2 separate regions of the Homo sapiens genome follow, and region 1 is linked to region 2. Evidence: chromatin contacts called from ENCODE Hi-C data. All regions are on one chromosome and are shown on one strand. Each heading gives the region's core, a stretch centred on a gene start or an enhancer-like site at or near the end of the contact. The rest is flanking DNA. Distances are from core to core; before and after follow the strand shown.

Region 1 (6,461 bases), core at 449-2,948, 2.4 Mb before region 2:
CTTAATCCCCAATGCAACAGTATTAAGAGAGGGACATTTAGGACGTGATGAGCCAGGAGGAGGGCTCTGCCCGCGTAAATGAGACTAGCGCATTATTCAAATGCTGGAGGGAACTAGCTTGGCCCTTTTCGCCCTTCCATTTATTTGCCATGTGAGGACACAGAGTGCGTTTCCTTCAAAGGACAAAGCGACAAGTCAATGTCTTGGAAGCAGAGACTGGGCCTCACCAGACACCGAACCTGCTGGCATCTAGATTTTGAACATTCAACCTCCAAAACTGTGAAAATACATTTCTGTTCTTTATAAATTACCCAGTCTCAGGTATGTTGTTCTAGCAGCACAAACAGACTAAGACACAGCTGCTGCCATTGAGGGAATCCGCGCAACAGTTGGTTCTTTCCCTTCTTATCTCTGTGCCTCAAATGTCCCTGCCATCCAGCAACAAGCAGTTCCAGCACAGCCTGCCAGTGTTCTGGTTATCAGTCCTTCTCTGACCTGTTGCACAAAAGGATGTTAACCAAATCCAGACCTACATTAGGCGCATGGTACCAACTCTTGTCTATAGCCAAGGACTATTACCTGCCTTAATGGGGGTTCAACTGGTGGTGATTTGTGTAGAGAACACTTGATCAGTTATCCTCTTACATTCATTTATTTATTTATTTATTTATTTATTTATTTATTTATTTATTTATTTATTTTGAGACGGAGTCTCACTCTGTCTCCCAGGCTGGAGTGCAGTGGCACGATCTTGGCTCACTGCAATCTCTGCCCCCTGGATTCAAGCAATTCTCCTGCCTCAGCCTCCCAAGTAGCTGAGACTACAGGCTCGTGCCACCACACCCAGCTAATTTTTGTATTTTTGGTAGAGACAGGGTTTCACTATGTTGGCCAGGATGGTCTCGATCTCTTGACCTCATGATCCACCCGCCTCGGCCTACCAAAGTGCTGAGATTAGAGGCATGAGTCACCACGCCCAGCCTCCTCTTATGTTTCTTATATGCACTTAATACCCAAAGGAATATTGGGTGTTACGCCCCATACACCATGGGGCTCTCTGATTCCCAGCTGTTGTTGGCCCCATAGTCTTTCTCCTGGACTTTTCCATTCCCAGGTAGCATCATTACAATATATTTAAAGGGTTGGGCGGGGGAGTCCCATGGTTATTAGTTCATGAAGTGAAAGAGGGGAGAAGGGCAAGGTTAAAGTTGCAAAAAGAATGTGAAAGGCAGAAAATTGGATGAGATCAAGGAAGCAAACCTGTGACTATCAAGTCAGGTGACATTTTTCTGCTTCTGTTCAAGTTGTCTTCAAGGCCACTCTGAAAGAGGAACTTTGAAAATAATTTGAGTAATAATAGCATCATGTGACTAAAACTCACATGTATTTTGGTTATACATTCTAATGTGTTTGTTTAAAAAGGTTTGTTATTGTTGGTCATAATTTATGCAGTCTTTCAAACAGTGCTCTGTTAAAATGAGGTTCTTCTAGCTGAACTAGAAAGGTAATTTTTTTAAAAATGTGGACCCAGGATTCAACTTTGTGCTAAGTATGTTTAAACTTTCCAGTCCAAAAGAAGAATGAAGCTTTTTGACATTGTGAATCAACAATGTGGTTAAAGGTCATAGGTTTAAAAAATCCGACACAGTTTAGGTTTGACTCATGCATTCAAGAGGCAAATCTTTTTGACCCCAAGGTGAAGGTGAAACTGCCTTTGCTGATAGGGCAGCTCCAGAAAGCAAAATCACTTTTGTTTTGAAGGCAGCTGTTTTCCTAGATGCTATCCTTTCATTTCAACCAAACAGATTCATTATGCACTGAGCAACGAATAAAATAAAAGCACGGGTACCATTTCCGATCGAGGAAATTGTCCAGGACAATTGTCCTGGACACTCCTGATTACCTCCTATCCCTTCTTTCACTTTCCATCCATCTCAAGGGCCAACCCAGCAGGTTATTTCACCTTATCCCAGGCTCCATGTGAAGTGTACTGAACACAGAATTGGACTTCTTCAGTCTTGATCCTTGGTGCTAATTCACCCCCAGCATGATGGACACACATCCCCAGCCTTCTTGGTCTGGCTGTTTCAGAGAGCACCTCTCAGCCCCTCCACAAGACTAGACTGTGCCTCTCTAGAAAACAACCAGTAACTCTCATCGTCTATAACTCCCGGGCTGGCCACAAGGCCTTATGCAACAGGTGAGGTAGCCGGGAGTCTTCTCCAAAAACACTGAAGTTCTAATTTGCTCTTTTTCCTTCTGAAGATGTCTCCTTAAAGAAGCCCTTCTGAATGCCATGGTGTGTTGGAGATGTGCCTTTGTATCATGAGTTTCACAGCAAAATCTAGCACAGGCTTATTTTACATCTCCTAAGCCCCCAGTGGATATGAGTCATCCCAAGTATATCAGAGTCTCCTAATCCCGCTCACCCAGAGCCCTACCCAGCTTCAGGCTGGAAACCAGCGCCTCCCAGTCCCCATCTGGATGGTGTCAACAACTCTTTCCTTTCATGAAAACCACATGTGAACATAGGTTTTGGGGTTTTTTTCTATTGGTTTTGGAAGAAAAGAAACACATGCAGGGTAGGGGCACCGTCATGTTGTCAGAGTGATGACTCGGCTTCTGGCAAACACTTGGTCTCATGGGAGGCAGAGAAGAGAAGCTCTGGTAAAAATTAGCTTGGAGATGTTCCTTTCTGTAAACACAACCTGAAAAGATGTAAATCGCCGAGTGGGCAGAGTCCTTGCCTGTCCCAAGTGCAGGCATTTATGGTATCAAAGAAAGTTTACTTATAGCCATTTCAACTTGGGTTTCCTGTGAATGAATGGGCAAGAACGTGAGTGGAGAAGACTTGGATGGAACTGGGCTTTCTTCATGTATTCAGCCCAGTAGAAACCACTGCCCTTTACAGGAAACAGTGAGACACTGTTTGGAAGATAGGTCTAGGGACTGGAAGAACTCTCTCACAACAAAGCTCTGGGTGTACCTTGGATTGAAATATGATTTCAAATGCAGTTCATCCCTGGGAGAAGTGTTAAGACTTGCCTTATATTTCAGAGGTTCTTGGACAGCAGGATTTTCTTCCCCAAAATTATGATGCAAATAATTCAAAGTATACAGCATGGTGGCTCAGGCAGCCCTGCCTTGACAACATAGAGCTGGTAGAACACTGTTTTTATTTATAACTTTAATAAGCAAGGCTCTTCATTAGGTGTTATATTCTATGGCTGTTTCCTCTACAGAATATAGACTAAGAGATGCACATACATCCCTACACATAATATATGGTCCAAACTATGTTTAAAGGGCAAAACTCATTGTTTGGACTCGAAGATCTATTACATTTATATCTAACCCATGTAATATTCTTTTTCCACCTAAATCAATCAGTACATTCATTGAGCACCTTCAAGGTGGGCAGTGCCTTCAGGCTGCCATACATAGAGAAGCCTTAGCTGTGGTCCTTGACTGCAGGAAACCTCATTAAGGAGACACCCAGCTGATGAAATGTTAATTAACAGTTCAAGACAGAACGTGATAAGTGCCAAATGAGAAAGGATGGAATGACCTGGAGAAATTCAATTTAGAGAAAATGAAGGGCACATGAGAGAACAGGCTTCCTTTTTCAGCAGGAATCTTGAACCTGTCTCCAGAAGGAAGAACTTCTGAGTTTCAGGAAGGATCTCAGCTCATCTTTAGAAAGAACTTCTAAATTGGGAAAGCCAACATAGTGAGGTTGCCCAAGGCATGCAAACAGACTGAATCACCATCTGTTAGGGAAGCAGAAACAGGATTTTCTACATTGAGAAAACTAAATAACCTTTAAAATTGGCTTGAACCTGTGAAATAGTGACAGGAGCATAACTCAATCTGCACCTCCCTGGGGAGCTGGGAGCTCTGCTGGGCCTCAAAAAGTAAGCAGCCTCTAGAGGGGTAGACCCTCTCCTCCCACGTGCTCCCAGACCACCCACCACTATCACCCACCACCTGTTCCCTGGCAGAGCCCAACCCACAGCAAAGCCATCTCTATGGCAACAGAAGCTGGACACTTACTAAGAAGTCAAGATGGATGCATGCATGGTGTACTTAAGGTCCGTGCATTTCACTGAATGTAATTTTTCTTTTTAAGAAATCTATAGAATATGTAGTCTAAAAAGTACTGATGTCTGCAGCTTACTTTAAATTGTATCAAACAATAAGATGGATTATGGATAAGAGATAAGTGAAAAAACATAGCAAAATACTAATTGTGGAACCTAGGTGGTAGGTATATGCGTATTCACTGTACAATCTTTGGCTTTTTTGTATATTTGAAATTTTTTATAATACGTTGGGGAGAAAATCCATGTAGCTCCATCTGTTGAAGAGCACAAATGGCTTTCGGCTCCTGCATATTTGGAACACCACAGAACATAATAATGTAGGTTTCTTGAGTTCTCACTGTTCACTAAGCACCTTATGTGAACTGTCTCATTTATCCTCCCAAGCACTTATGAAGTAAATACCATCATCTTCACTTCATAGACAGGAAAGCCAAGGCACAGAGAACACAAAACATTTGTCCAGAGTCATGCAGGTGGTAAATGTCAGGGTCAGGATTTGAACTCAGGTTCTAACTGACTCCAGAAACCAAAGCTGTGACTCCCACGCCACTCTTTGGACCCAGATGTGGATGTCATGGCCTTGCCTTGAGGAGAAGCCACTTGGTGTTGGGGGAAGGTGGGAGGGGTGACTGCATGGTAGCACTTACATTGCTTCTAATGGGTTTCAGATGGGTTTGGTTCTTCAATTGTTCTGTAATTGTTAATGGACACCTAGACTGCCACCTGCGAGTTTTGTTCTGGTTTCATCTCCACCCCCCGCTTTTTTTTTTTCATTTTAAACAAGTGTATTTAAACAAGATGACTTGGAGGGAAAGCTATCTAGGACTTATTTCTTTTAGAGTGATCTATCCCTACTTAAAGACAGACTGCCCTACATATAATGGCTGCATACAAAAAGGTTGCAAGATCATCCTTGCTTTTACAATGATTAATGAAAAACATAATTCTCCGAACAAGGCATGCAAGAATTGTTTACATTGTTTGTGTTGTTGTTAAACAGTGAGAGCAAAATAACTTCCTGGAATATAAACAGCTGAATCAGCATGCCACAATGGAGAAAAATGACATTTTCACAGAACCACTAATTTTTCCCAACCATCGCCATCTGATGTTGATCAAAACATATCATTGGCCATTTAGCTTTTTAAAAATGTGATAGCTTGTGCACACACACCAGTTACTTTAGGTACAGTCATGCATCACTTAACAGAGATACATTTTGAGAAATGTTCAATGATTTTGTTGTATGAACATCATAGAGTGTACTTACATAAATCTAGATGGTGTAGCCTACTACACACCTAGGCTGTATGGTATAGCCTATCATTCCTAGGCTACAACTCTGTATGGTACAGAGTACTGTAGGCAACTGTAACACAATGGTAAATATTTATGTATCTAAACATAGAAAATATACAGTAAAAATATGTATAATAGGTGGGACGTGGTGGCTCATGCCTGTAATCCTAGCATTTTGGGAGGCCGAGGTGGAATGGGTGGGGGGAAGGGGATCACCTGAGGTTGGGAGTTCGAGACCAGCCTGACCAACATAACAAAACCCATCTCTACTAAAAATACAGAAATTAACCGGATGTGGTGGCAGGTGCCTGTAATCCCAGCTACTCGGGAGGCTGAGGCACAAGAATTGCTTGAACCTGGGAGATGGAGGTTGCAGTGAGCCAAGATTGTGCCCCTGCACTCCAGCCTAGGCAACAGAGCAAGACTCTGTCTCAAAAAAGAAAAAAAAAATGTATAATATGTATTCTGATTATGGGACCACTGTTGTATATGCATGTATATCCATTGTTGACTGAAACACGGCACATTCAACACATGACTGTACAATAAAGCGATAGGGAAAGGGAAAATGAAAGACTAGAGAAACTGCTGTAGTTGTCAGGATGTGGTGGAAAGAAGTCGTGGTTTTCTCATTGAGAACATATTCTTGGTCTGTAGGAACAGAAATCTGGAATAACGTAGCCGGCTCCCTTTTTAGTAGGTACTTGCTGTCTGATGCTGGACCCCATCAATTGTATCTTCATCCTCCATGTGCACCTGTGCAGGTGTGTCTGTTTGACTGATTGGCTGCCTATCAAATCAGAATCTGCTCTACCTCACTGGCAAATCCTGTCATTCACAATAGGCTTTCATTAGCTTACTAAGTGATATATGGCTCTTAACTTTAAACTGTACCACAAACCATCTTCCCTGCCACCTTCAAATTCATGTGACTGTTGTTTTCAGTCTTGACTCCTGCCGTAGGCTTTTTGTCAGCCTTGATGAGTGCATGAATGTCCTTAGCTGCTGCAGCTTCTCAGAAGAGGTCCTAGGTCCCTGTTGAATGAATTTGATCTCCTA
Region 2 (6,008 bases), core at 1,759-4,258:
GTGTGCAAATCAGGGCGACTTCAGCAATCTTGCATCTGTCAGAAACCTGAGAAGAGTCAGAGGCCTCATGGAGAACTCATTGAGAAATCCCTCAAGTACAATTTATTATGTGGCCTTTTACAGACATTCAGTCTGGTACAGAGGAGAAAGACCATAGCAGCCCTGAGCTGAGTTAGTTACTTTGTGTAAGAACTACTGAATTAAATGAGGAGTCAAGTGGGTAGGAGAGAGAGCAGAACAGAAGCTCAGACCCAAAATAAGCAATAGACAACTTAATTCAAACTACCAAAAAGTTGTGTTTAAAGCCCAGTCTCAAACATCTTATACTCAGAACGTTCAGCACTAGAACTGAAATTACAATGTATTGCTACTTTATTTTTAAATGCTAGGGGTAACACCTGTTTCTTATAATTTGAGGTTTTACTGAAACTGTATTTACCAAACCAATAAACAAGAAAAAGCACAGCCCTAGAACACAACAGAGCAAGGACAATCCTGTGTTATCCTTCCCTAGCCTTCCCATGAAGAGCTCACAGCACGATTTTCAGTCTCATGTTGATAGGAGGCTCAGAAAGCCAACAACAACCAGAAATTACACTAACACACCAAATAGCCCTCTTCTGCATGAATAGGTAATGTTAGGTAATGCCTATTAACGCCAAAATCTATTCTGCTAGATATCATGTTCTGAATACACTGAAAATACACCATTCATAAACCAAAATTATAAAAGTGTTCATTTTAATGAGATAACTGTCATATTAAAGCCTTAATATTTCAGGGTGACAAGAAAGTCTGGAAACATAGGCAAATATTTTCCATTTTGACAGTGTTAAGTGACCAACTTGAATGCCAGCACTTGATGAGTGGAGGGAAAGTAACCGGGAGTGATTCCAACAAGATGGCACACCACCCCCTTACACCACATTGGTGAAGAAAGCTGGATGAAGATTTCCAAAGAAAGCGGCCCTGTGGAGTGGGCTTCAGGCTTGCCAGATCTGGACTCCCTTGATAGCTTCTTCTGGAGTGCACTTAAAACACAGATTTATTCCGTGAAAATCAAGCAGCATCACAGATGCACATGCAGGGACTGACAGAAATGCTGCATTCATGTACCACATTCACGGAAATTTTGCACTATTTATTGCTCATGAGGGCCGACATCAATCATGTGATAGCAAGAAATCATTTGTTCATGTAGATTCACCTAGTTTGCAGAAGTTTGTGGTTATCTTATCATTTGACACAGTGAAGCCACCATATATTCTGAGAGCTGGTCACATTAAAGTACTTCCACCAACCTGAGGTTGGCACTGCAAACACTGAATGAGCACAGCATTCCTCCTTGAACCCAACGGGCTCTGCTGTATCTGTGGTTTACCAAAAGGCAAAAAGCTGGGTCCCACCTGAGGTTGGCACTGCAAACACTGAATGAGCACAGCGTTCCCTCTTGAACCCAAGAGGCTCTGCTGTCTGTGTGGTTTACCAAAAGGCAAAAAGCTGGGTCTCAGTCAACTGCTGAATGCATTAGAGTACAGAGGCTGTAGTCCTCAGGCCTCCCCCTCACTGCAAGGGTAACACAGGAAAGATAACCTCCCATCTTTGACACGCCAGCGGGGAGGAGGGGAAAGAACCTACACAAGTTGAGGAGCCCTTTTTCAGTTAAGCAAGTCAGTGGCCTTACGCACCATCCAAAACCACACACACACACAAACAAAACACCCTGCTGAAGGTATCACCACCTTAACCCAAACCTGGTACCTCTGCCACCAAGGCCAGCCTGGGCAAAGATTAACCTGTGGTCTTCGGCCTTGGGTTCACTGACAGGGCCACCTTGGAGAGACAGCAGGCCAACTTTCTGTTTGTTTTAAAGGAAATGCTTCCTGGCACATGTTTAGGACTCTGAACTCTGCACATGAAGCCACGTGGTTGGTGTTAATCTGGCTCCATCCACTCACGATCGGCCAAAGCAACCTATTTCCGAGGGCAGCCCCTGGCTGGGTAATCGACACCATCTCGTTCAAGTCACGCGGGCTCCCGCCGGATTCCCCGGAGCCTAGTGCCGCGTCCTCTCCACACAGCAATCCTCCCGCGCGAGGGGAGCGGGGGGGAAAGGGGTTGGGGGGTTTCAGAGGGGAGGGACTTACACCTGTGAGGCCAATGGCTCTAGCGGGTCAGGTGAAGTTCGAGGGCGCGGGACAGGAGGAGACTCCCGCCCTTCCAGTCAAGCCGGCTTTGCACTAGCAGAGTGCGCCGGCGCCCTACTTGCGGTGCCCACCTGTAGCCACAGCAAACAAACTTTCCTCCCCTTCTGGGTTGGAAGAATCCGGTGCCTTACGCCACCCCCTGGCCCAAGCCGGCGGCGACCCGGAGCTCCGCGGACTCCTCACCTGATACCCCTAAAATCCCAACCTGGTCTGTCCCAGAGCGCAATCCCCGCACTGCCCGCGCACCCCGTTTGGGTATGCGGAGTGGAGGGTCTGGGTTGCCAGCTGGATATTAGGAATTGGGGGGCGGGAGGAGCGGGGGGACGCGATTCACTGCCCTTTGCAACTCCAGCTCCCAACTTTGCCAGCCGCGCAGTTGCTGCCTTCCAATTTCCTCTGCGCCGCGCAACCGGCTCCCTCGGCTTCTCCAACGCCGTCCTCGGGGAGGGAGCTCCCCAAGGCCAGCAGGAACCCCGCGCGCCCGGCGCACTTACAGCCATAGCGGGGTCTCTGCAGCGACGGCAGCTCTTCGTGTGGCATCCTGCGCGTCTCCGGGGGCCCGCCCGGGGCGCGCCCCCCGCGGCTACCCTCGCTGGCCAGGCTCGCGGGCTCTGCGCCCCGCCGGCGCGCTCGGATCCCGCCTCTCGCCGATTTCCCCTAGCCGCCCGAAGATCTGCGACCCACTCCCTCGGTGCTCTCTCGCCAGAGCCAGCCACGGCCGCCGCGCGCTGACACTGAAGTAAAAGTGAACTCTCCTCCCTCGCTCCCTGGCCGGTCGCCGCCGCCTCCCGCAGCAGGTTTCCTTTCTCCTCCAGCCAGGCCCCGTTATTCACCGCGGTGGGAGCGCGCGCCGAGACGCAGCGACCCCTACCGCGTGTCGGGCGCAGCGCCCAGGCCGCGTGGACCCGCCCCTTCTCCCCCGGGGGAGAGGGAAGGGGCCGAGAGGGACGCTGGGCCGGGACCCCCTGCAGCTGGGGCCCCCGCACAGCTGGTGGCCTGGGGGTGGCGGCCACCCCGCCTTATTTCTCGCTTCTGGAGAGTTTCGAGGGTGGAAGTGAACCAACGCGGAGAAGTGCAAGAAAAACCGCAGAAGTCACAGGGAGCCCTTCGTGTCCGGGGTGTTGCTCAGTTACTGAGGGACAAACAGCGCGGTTCCTTTTCCTCTGGGGAGATTTCACGTTGACTTTTGTTCTTCTTCTTCGTCTTTTTGGTTTTGTTTTTTTTTGTTTTTTTTTTTTTTTTGCTTCGAAAGTTGCTTCTGTCACTTTTTGTCTACAAAATAACAGGGTTCCCCTTATGACAAGAAACTGAGTGTGTGTGTGCTGGAGGAACAAGATAACCCAAGGCAACCACTCAAAACACAACTGCGAGTCATCCCCCTCCCTCCGATCACCTTGTGCCCGCCCCCGCCCCAGTGTGCAGAGCCTTCTCTCAAGCCCAGCTGGGGTCGCAAGCCACAGAAACCTTTTCCGGCTAAGCTTTTAAGGAAATTAAACTGCATGTGGCTGTTTTGAAATCGGGGTTTTCATGCGGTCGCCAGGAGCTATTTTTCTCTTTGTGTCTCAGCGTGATAAAATCTGGAGGGAATGCGGGACGCTTCCGTACCTGTGCCCTCACCTATTTGACAATTGTGGAATGTGTGGGTGACCCGATAACAGGAAAAACAAACTGAGGGAGGGCGATAAGAAATTATTTAGAGCCGGGCGCGGCGGCTCACGCCTGTAATCCCAGCACTTTGTGAAGCCGAGGCACAAGGATCCCTTGAGCCCAAGAGTTCCAGACCAGCCTGGGCAACATAGCGAGACCCCGTCTCTCCAAAAAATGAAAAAATAATATTAGCCGTATTAGCCGGGCGTGGTGGTTGCGCCTGCAGTCCCAAGCTACTCAGGAAGCTGAGGTGGGAGGATTGCTTGAGCCCGAGAGGACAAGGCTGCTGTGGGTTGTGATTGCACCAGTGCACTCCAGCCTGGGTGAGAGTGCAAGACCCTCGGAGGCGGTGGGGGGATGGAAATTATTTCGCTGAGGAAATGGTGGCATAGTGACACTAATCATTTTTTATTATGCAAGGATACAGAGGATGAGCAGCTGTTTTCCATTTCATATAGGAGACGCAGTCCTTCTCAAACTTGTTGAAACTCACATTCTTGGGCCCCACCCTCAGAATTTCCGACTCAATGGGTCTGGGCTGGTGCTCATGAATTTGCATTTCTAATTTCTAGCATACTGCCAGGTGATGCTGACACTGCAGAGCGTGCTTAGGGTGGCTCTGTGAGTGGTAGATGCTCACAGGGACGTAAACTGTACACAGGGAACTCTCAATTCAGACGGGATAGCAAAATATTTTTTTTTTTTCCCTGATGGCATTAGATTCTCACCTGTTTGGAATGGGATGAATGGAGTTTTCCTTTCTTAAAAAGCAGATGCCTCTCAGTCTAAGAACAATTCAGAGGCGAAATGGCCACATTTGAGGCTCGGCACCCTGTCAATTGATATTCACCCAAAGGAGAAATGTGGAAGGGGATTTTCGTGCATGTCAGGAGATGCTGAATTAAATGATGTCTAAAGTTCATTCCATTTCTGTTGTTGCATTTGTCAAGTGTTAACAATTAAGTATTTACACATAACAATTTTCGTATGAGTGTATGACTTAGAGCCCAAATAAATGAGTAGTCTATATATTTAGAGGTGGGTGAAAAAATCACTCTGAACTAAAATGGTCCAGGAAGGTGACAGGGTTTGAAAGTGTGGCTTGAAGTGGAAGTGTGGTAAAAGCTGGATGGAGAGCATCCAAGGGAAAGAAACAATGAGGTGGAGCACAAGGTTGGGTTGGAGCTGGATTGGTTGGACTGGATTGGAGCTATGAAGTTGTCATCAGGTTGTGGAGGGCCCTGAGTGTCTGGCTAAGAGGACCGGAGATTATCGTAGAAACATTCAAGAGATCTTAAAGGTTTTGAGTATGGAAGCTGCAGAATGCAAGGGAGTTTAGGGAAGGAGAATATTGGAGCAGGTCATAGGATAGGTTGGGATGGGACAACTTGGAGATGTTGACGCCCCGTGGAAGGTGTTTGGACAGAGATTGAAGAGAGAGGTAAGAAGAGCCTCAATGAGGCTGATATCAGTAAGGGAGATGAAGGGGGTGTTTTAATATACTCAAGTTGGTGCCATCAACATGTATAGATATTATACACACTAACAAGTAGATTAAGTAAAGTAAATATCTGTTAATCGTAGAAAGTGAAGGTTAAAGCGTAAATAGGTGATTGGGAGGGCAGTAGTTCTAAGTTCATGTTCTAGCTGGTCAGCTCTTTGAAGAATCTGAGGTGGCTTCAAGGCCCTGTCGTGGGTCATGTTTTTATGAAGAACTTAAAACACTAAGACGAAATTGGAAAGGCAAATGCTCTTGTTATTTTGCAAGTGCTAGCATTAATCATGGGCATTTTGGTCTGCACTCATTGGGTAATAACAATACTGTCTCACAGGCCACTTCACCTCAGCATCTCAGAAAAGAAATTTGTCTGCAGAATGCTGGACTATTTTCTCTTAGGATTTGATACTGGAGAATATTCAAATAGGTACAAGGCAATGCGTCAGCTTACTTTGCCATCTGATTGTGCTTGCAATAATATTAGAAACAAAAATGAAGGCCATCTAGTGAAAAAAAGTTTTCAAGAAAGCAAGGTTTTTTGTTTAATGTAAAACAAAAAACAACACTAATAAACTACTAGACATGCTGAAACAATTTTTAAGCAATATTATTTTAAAAAATTTTGTTTTTAAGGCCCATCTGTTTTCTTTTGACAA

The links. Hi-C counts contacts between places; a loop is a spot of excess contacts on that map. Pooled maps may share reads with other maps.
Region 1: a pooled map shows a loop between it and region 2 (11-fold over the local background). The contact joins the enhancer-like site here to the promoter of IQGAP2 in region 2. A Hi-C loop is called at or near these places in 2 of 37 single-sample maps with no recorded cell type and 3 of 50 pooled maps.

Annotation. Positions count from the first base shown.
Region 1 is chr5:78,753,513-78,759,973 of GRCh38, reverse strand. The region is part of intron 3 of LOC124900191 (a long non-coding RNA gene); the gene reads left to right. Among named protein-coding and RNA genes, the nearest start is that of LHFPL2, 110 kb to the right of the region's middle. RefSeq lists enhancers at 2,247-2,296, 2,867-2,926. Within about 2 kb of position 1,698, at least 4 of the 41 ENCODE cell types and tissues checked have a DNase peak (open chromatin) inside an H3K27ac peak, as active enhancers do.
Region 2 is chr5:76,400,285-76,406,292 of GRCh38, reverse strand. It overlaps IQGAP2 (IQ motif containing GTPase activating protein 2), which reads right to left and starts at 3,008. Exons shown (of 36, transcript NM_006633.5): 1 at 2,702-3,008. The coding sequence starts at 2,747. RefSeq lists silencers at 2,697-2,806, 2,977-3,326 and an enhancer at 2,543-3,043.